2 separate regions of the Homo sapiens genome follow, and region 1 is linked to region 2. A link is an interaction called in ENCODE POLR2A ChIA-PET data of the cell type or tissue named here. Cell type or tissue: OCI-LY7. All regions are shown on one strand.

The links. Peaks named below come from ENCODE experiments on the same cell type or tissue, not always from the same donor. Only the 100,000 strongest peaks of a DNase experiment are listed, where the experiment ranks them.
Region 1: POLR2A ChIA-PET joins it to region 2 with 5 read pairs; 2 of 35 experiments call an interaction of 5 or more read pairs at or near these places.

The regions. Positions count from the first base shown.
Region 1 is chr4:165,284,738-165,288,737 of GRCh38, forward strand. All of the region lies in intron 5 of KLHL2 (kelch like family member 2), which reads left to right. Among named protein-coding and RNA genes, the nearest start is that of GK3, 7.0 kb to the left of the region's middle. In OCI-LY7, no CTCF peak of the experiment used is centred here; a DNase peak (open chromatin) is centred at 2,424; H3K4me3 peaks cover 879 bases; H3K27ac peaks cover 1,144 bases.
Region 2 is chr4:165,209,289-165,213,288 of GRCh38, forward strand. The region is part of intron 1 of KLHL2 (kelch like family member 2); the gene reads left to right. Among named protein-coding and RNA genes, the nearest start is that of KLHL2, 3.7 kb to the left of the region's middle. In OCI-LY7, no CTCF peak of the experiment used is centred here; no DNase peak of the experiment used is centred here; H3K4me3 peaks cover 475 bases.

The DNA of each region.
Region 1 (4,000 bases), 75 kb after region 2:
ACTGGTTCATTTTCACACTGCTGATAAAGACATATCTGAGACTCGGCAATTTACAAAAGAAAGGTTTATTGGACTTAACAGTTCCACATGGCTGGGGAGGCCTCACAATCATGGTGGAATGTAAGGAGAAGCAAGTCACATCCTACATGGATGGCAGCAGGCAAACAGAGCTTGTGCAAGGAAACTCCCATTTTTAAAACCGTCAGATCTCGTGAGACTCATTCACTATCATGAGAACAGCATGAGAAAGACCTGCCCACATAATTCAATCATCTCCCACCAGGTCCCTCCCACAACACATGGGAATTATGGGAGTTACAAGATGAGATTTGGATGGGGACACAGAGCCAAACCTTATCAGTGTTCAAGGATGATATGACTGTCTTGCCATCTGTTGATGTGTGTAAACTACAGCCAGATAACCATTTATTGTGAAAATTTTTGAGGTTACGAATACATATTATAGAAGCTGTGTCAGGTGACCTTTCAGATCTCTTATACCATTAAATCTTATGATTTTTATGGCATTACTGAGAAAGAATTAACAGGGTTTATGAAATAATTCACATTAGGGGTTAAAAAAGAGTGGGATGATGAGGGAAAGGGTAGTTACTTAATGAATTTCATATTTGCAAGATGAAAATGTTAGATCTTTTTCATAACAGTGTGAATATACTACTTTTTTTGAGATGGAGTTTCGTTCTTGTTCCCTAGGCTAGAGTGCAGTGGTGCAATCTAGGCTCACTGCAACCTCTGCCTCCTGGGTTCAAGCAATTCTCCTGCCTCAGCCTCCCAAGTAGCTGGGATTACAGGTTCCCGCCACCATTCCTGGCTAATTTTTGTATTTTTAGTAGAGACGGGGTTTCATCATGTTGGCCAGGCTGGTATCGAACTTTTGACCTCAGGTGTTCCACCTGCCTCGGCCTCCCAAAGTGCTGGGATTACAGGCATGAGCCGCCATGCCTGGCCCAGTGTGGATATACTTAACACTGTTAAACTTTACACTTAAAAATGGTTACGGTGGTAAATTTTATGTTTTTAATCACATAATAGAGGGAGGGAGGCAAAAATGACTGTGACTAAGACTTCATTCATCCTTGGAATCAGAGTGAAGCCATTAGGATACAAAGGGAACACGGGAGGTCCAGCAGGTGTCTGGAGGAGGTCACTGAAACGGTTTGAAACGTAGGTATATCCTCATCTTGTTTGCTTGAGGGAGAGCCAGCAGTGAAGTGCAGTATCAATTTAAAGGTTCTCAGATTGGGCAAGATGTTTAACAGTAGCCAAAGACAGCTTGGCCAGAGGAAGAACTTGATTTATGTTGAGAGGAATATCAACAGACATTAGAGAATCTTTATCAAAGTATCAGGCCAAAGAGTGAAGCATAGCATCAGTGGAAAAATGCACAATGATGAAAAGTCAGACCACAGAGCTCAAAACAGGCCAAGGTAAGTGGCCCAAGGTAGTAATTAATCTGAAGGTTTTAGAGGACTGCTTGTATGTGGTACTGGTTTCATGGTGTATGGGTGGCTCTGTCTTGTTTAAAAGAGCCATGATGATTAGATCATATTCATATGGAGACTAACAGACAGCTAGAAATTCAAACATTGGGGTTTGGGGGGAGAGGTTGGATCTGGGAGCAACAATATTAGGGTAATAAAGATAACTGTGGACAGTAATATACATTAGATAGTTAAGACAGAACAAGTGGAGAATCAAAAGGAGGCTGAAGGCAGGCAGGACCATAGTAATACCTAGTTTTAGGGAGGTAAAGGAGGCAGATTCAGTGGTCAGAAAGGTAGAAACATATATAGAATCCTAACCAGTAGAGAAGGCCATTAAGCTTAAAATCAGCAGAGAGGTTGAGAAGGACCAATGCCAAGAAAAAGACTTCCAAAGAACTATTTCAAGGTAAAATTGAGCCAGAGGCTATGCCATAACATAAAGATGTGAGTGTGCATCAGCACGCAGAGGCTTCAGAATTGAGATCTGCTCTTGAGAAGTCTGGTGTGGAGGCTGACAAGGTAGGACAGCAGCCAAACATAGGGATGTTAACCCAGTGATCTTTCTTTTTTAGCAGAGCAGGTATTTGTCCACTGAAGTCAAGACAGTGACATGCATTGACTGTCTATAGCAACACTTCCTTTCTCACTGGGGAAGGAAAGTAGTTGGATCTAGTTGCTTGCTTTGTTTTTATTTTTGTTTTTTAATTTTCATCACCAGTGTTTTCAAATGGTTATAAACTTTTAAAAATATTTGTGTTAAGGAACATATAACATGAAATTTACCACCTTAGCCATTTTAAGTGTTCCACTCAGTAGTGTCATGTATAAGTACTTGCTTTATTGTGAAACAGATCTCTAGAACGTCTTCATTTTGCAAAACTGAAACTCTGTACCTTTTAAACAACTCGTCTTTTCTACTTTCCGCTGTCCCTGGCAAGTATTATTATACTTCCTGTTTCTATAAATTTGACTCCTTTAGATACCTCATATTAGTGGAATCATACAGTATTTTTTTATTTTTGTGACTGGCTCACTACACTTAGCATAATGTTCTCAAGCTTCATCCATGTTGCATTGTGACAGGATTTCCTTCCTTTTTAAGGAATTGTATGTATATATAGTGTATGTATATACCAATTTCATTTATCCATTCATTAATCAGTGGATACCTGCTTCTGCCTCTTGCTATTGTGAGTCATGCTTCTGTGAACATGGGTGTACAAATATGTCTTCAAGACCCTGCTTTCCATTCTTCTGGATATATACACAGAAGTGGGATTGTTGGATCATATGGTAGTTCTACTTTTAATTTTTCGAGTAACCTCCATGCTTTTTTTTATAATAGTTGCATTATTTTATAATCTTACCAACAGTGCACAAGGTTTCTAGTATCTTAACATCTTTGCCAACAATTGTTATTTTCTGGTTTGTTTGTTTGTTTGCTAGTAGCCACCCTAATGGGTGTGGGGTAATATCTCATTGTGGTTTTGAGTTGTATTTTCTCTGATGATTAGTTATGTTGAACATCTATCATCTATTCATACGCTTATTGGCAATTTGTATATCGTCTTTGGAGAAACGTTTATTCCAGTCCTTTGCTCATTTTTAAATTGGGTTATTTGATTTTTGTTGTTGTTGAGTTGTAGGAGATATTTTTATATTCTGGATATTAACTCTTTGTCAGATACATGACTTGCAAATATTTTCTTCTCTTCTACAGGTTGCCTTTTTTCTTTATTGTGTCCTTTGATGCACTGAACTTTTAACTTTGATGTAGTCCCATTTGTCTTCGTTGCCTGAGCTTTTGGTGTCATTTCCAAGAAATTATTGACAAATCCAGTGTCACGAAACTTTCCCCCCTGTGTTTACTTCTAGGAATTTTATAGTTTTGAGTCTTACATTTAGATCCTTAGTCCATTTTGAATTAATTTTTGTGTATGGCGTATATGATCCACCTTCATTCTTTTCTATGTGGATGTCTAGTTTTCCTAGCACAATTTGTTGAAGAGATTGTTCTTTTCCCATTGAGTGGTCTTGGCACTCTTGTCAAAGATCATTTTACCATATACATGAGGATTTAAAAATATTTGAACGGTATACATTGAAAGAGTCATCCTTTCACCCTTGTTCCTCATTTCTCTCCCCTCTAAAGATAATCACTATTATTAGTTTCTCGGTTTTGTTTTGTTTTCTTGCATGGAGAGGATAAGTAATCCATTCACATGGTTCATAGAACAAACAATCTAGCCACTGAAAAAATGCATTCTCACATCTGTCGTTCTTCCTTTCTAAGCTGACAGTATTTCCTAAAGCTTTTTTCATATCATGAGCTTCCTTGTTCATTTTTACAGATGCAGAATATTCCATTGTATGGATATACTATGTTTTAAACTAGTGTCTACTGATGAACTCTCTTTTGTAGTTGTTAAAAGCAGTGCTACAGTGAATAACTCAGAGTGTGTCATTTCATGAGTGGTCAAGTATATTTGTAGGAT
Region 2 (4,000 bases):
AGCACTTAAAGCAGGATATGCTAGCTGTATTTAGCCAACATATGGTATATAATATGTAACATGTAGGTATGCTATCTGTAGTAAACCTGCCTTCTACATAAGTTCCTGCAGTTCGTTTTTACTTTTGGAACAGAGGGAGCTAAAGGAAAGAACAAGGGAATACTTAGAATGCAGGTGAAAAGAAGGGTGTGGGAAAGCAGCCTCTGGAGGGAGGGAGGGAATAGAGACACAGATGATTTAAATTGAAATAATAAAAAATAGAATTGATGTATGCATTGAAACATTGATAAACTGACTCTAGGGTAGATCAGCTAATCATAATTTTGATGACCAGCGCCATTTTTGGCATTGAGATTCCATCAATAGTGCTGGAACAATGAGAGGCTGAGATATAATGGAAAACTTGGAATGCCAGCATGGATGAAAGAATTGTTAAAACTCCTTTCAATCAGGGGTGGCTAAAGTTGGTGAGACTTTTTCATTGTTTCTGTCTATTTAATTATAAATACAAGTAGGTTTTTATTTTCATTTGGTTCTGTCCAGGATTAAACCTAATTCAAGAACTCGTTATGGTGTTATTTGCCATTCTGTGGATCAGAAATAGTTTTTTTCCTTGCCACCCCTTGGCCTGTTTGCCTCCACTCCCATTAACATCCCTCCACCATGGATCCCGTGTGCCGGATTTGAGACTTGCAGGCAGTGTCTTTAGGAAGGAACTTTACCGGGCCTCACTGCCAGAGCTGGGCTAGAACAGAGGCCAGTGGAAACTATTAGGAAGACTCAGCTTTTCATGAAGTTAGATTTTTAGCCTGAGCTTTAAGTCAAAGAAAGATGACCTGGACTTAAAGTGCCTTATGGTATGGTTGGAAGCACGGCCCCAGATTCTCTTTGTGTAAGTGTCTGTTTATTAATTCATTCAATGTGCAAATATTTGAATGCCTGTCTCTGCCTGGCACTGTGCGTGGTGCTTTTGCTTGTGTTCTCTTTTAACATCCAAATTTACATTGTTCTCAGATCCCACCTTGTTCTCCACTGGCCTGTTGGCACATTGTCTTGGAGGGAGGTCAGGCATCTGTACCCACCATTCCTGGTTCCTTCAGGATGGACTCCTTGAAATTAGCTTTTGATCTTTTGTGCTTTTTCTATTCCTTGCCTCCAACTTTCATCCTTTTTAATTCTCATATAATTAAAAATTGTCGTTGGACTATATATTTGTGCTTATTGTTTTTTGCATACTTGAGTATATGTGGCATTTAGATTCTGTTGCATTCTGGGTCTGGGTGATATTGAGACTGTGTTACATTTGCTTCTGATCAAACCTGAAAGATGTGTAACTAAAAGATGTAGCTTAGTAAAGGAATTTCAGGTAGTAAATTGAGAGATGTAGTTTAGATGTAGATTAGTAAAGGAATTTCAGATGGTAAACTGAGATGTGCAAAAGGAAATGTAAATTGACCAGCCCTGACCTCAGGAATGTATTTTACAGTCTGGCTTTTATAGTTATTTGTATAAAGGATTTTCATAATAAGTTGAAGGAAGACTGTGAGGTATAGGCCTGAGTGCATCCCTCTGATCTTCTCTTACTGATCAGTCTTCTTGGCACTTGTTTTTTTACTGGCTCCATTTTCACAAGTCGGCTTACTCTCTGTAAGCCTTGATTTTTTTGCTTTTCCTTCACAAAACTAAGCAAACATCCCTCAGATAGAACCATATCTTTTTTCAGTTGATGGTTCCACATTACTAGAGACTTGTCGTCAGAGGTGGTCATGCATAGGCAGAAAAACAACTTGTTGACCATGTTCTAAGGCATTTAGGCAGCAGAAAATTGGTTGGATTAGAGCAGAGGTTCTCACATTTTTGAATTTAACTGACCTGTAAAATTAAAAAAAGAAAAAAACAATTGAAGTCTAACAATTGCTAAGTTTTTTGTTTTGCTAAGTAAAAGAATTATTTATGAAACAACAATGATCAACTATCACCATCTTTTTATGAAAGAAAAAAACATTTTAGTATCCTTCCTCAAATATAAGGAAGAATATAATCTGACTAAAGGATTGTCTTTAAATTTAAAAAACTTAGCCTTATGAAAACTTATTACATTGTCCTCATTTTGACATAGATCAGTAAAAAGTTCACTGAAGCCTGACATTTGCAGTCCGCTGGACCGGATGACCTTTAATGTTCTTTCTAAGATTCAATTGCTGTGAATTTGGAACCTTGCTACAGGATACCCAGTATTCATTTGTTTGTCTGTTATAGTGCATTGGAGTGTATTCTTATTTTTGTTTAACTAAATGTACATTGGGCATCTCTCATATCACAGGTGAATCTCCCCAGTGATAGACAAAGACATTTAAAATATTTAGGAGTAATAATGGCCCACAAACAAGGTAATGGTGAAAGAAGACATGTGGATCAATGTGTGTTGAAGGAAGTGTTACATATAGAGACAACTTTGAGGTGCATTTGGGAACTTGAGAAGTGAATTCTGGAAATAGGTAGCATTTATGTAGTAGTTTAAAAAATTTCTGATGCTGGGAAATCACTCCACCTACTCCCTGCAAAATGCCCCAAACCTTTTGTTTCTGATGTACATGGTAGGCATGCAGTAACTATTAGTAAATGTGCTTTTCTGAAGGTGACTGTAAGTTTACTCATCTATGGCTGTTACGGATTTACACTAGTAGTGCTTATGAAGACCACTGAACTTCTTTCTTAAGATCAGGCAGGTTTTTTCAAGGTGATCCAGAGAAGGAAATTCACTTTATGTTGCATTTCTGTAGTGTTCTACCAAATCCAAATGCATTTACTCTTTATGATGAGGTAGTTTGAGTTTTTAATTTATATTTATTGAGTGCCTACTATGGCCAGATTTTGGGGATATCTCAGAAAACAAAGTTCCTTTTCCTATGATTGAAACTAATAGCAAACAAATATGTAATATTGTTAGTAGTATTACAGTAAACAAAAATGAAGCAGGATAAAAGGGTAGAGAATAATAAGAATAATAGTTCAGATAGGGTCAGGGTGTCTTTGACGAGGTGATATTTTAGCACAATCCAGAGGGGGAATAGCATTCCAGGGAGAGAGAATAGCAAGCACAAAGGCATTCTTGAATTCTTCCCCTGATGAGATAATTGCTGCAGTGAGTGGGTCCGTAACTTTTTGTGTGTTACGCACTGTACTTTCTTACATTTCAGACTATTGGCATTTGCTAAAATATTCCTTTGACCAGTTCCATTCTCTGATTTTACCTTGAAAAACAAGCCCCTGCTTTTTATGATAGCTCTTTTTCTTGTTTTCCTACTCTGGTTTTTAGGTTGCTAAATGTGATTTGCATACTTTATCACTTAATCTCACTTAGTCTTGTCAACAACCTTATAGTGGTAGGTGTCTTATTTATCAGATGAAGAAGTAGAGTTTAAGTTACTCTCTCAAGCTTATCAAGTATTAGAAAAAGTGGGATTCTAATCTCTCTGTTGTATCACTTTTTTCTGTCTTGCATGACTTCTCTTCTATCACTGCTTGTGGGCAGTATTTCCTCACGGAAGTAGGCCTTGGCCAGTTCTTTTCAATCACCTGTTAATCATTGAGCTCTAGCTCCATCTATATCTTAAGTCGGGGCTCTAGGTCTGTGCTTTGGTGTGGAATTTTGAACTTCTCACATCTCTACTCTTAGCTCATGCCTCTAAACCCAATATATCCAAAACTGATGTTTGTTCACAAACTGACTTCATTTTATAACATTTCCACTTATTCAATGGGATAACCATTCTTCTGGTCCCTGATAACCAAAGCATTGGAATAGTCTTTGATTTCTCTCTCTTTCTTCATCCTCCACATCTTATCAGTCCCCAGGAACTGTGGTCTTGGTTTCAAGTGTCCATTCTGGTTGCTACTATTCTGATGAATGGATTTCATCACTTGATACCTGAACTTTTTCACTGGTCTTCTATTGAGCTCTGTGTATTCTCTCCTCATCCTTCAGTCCCCACACTGT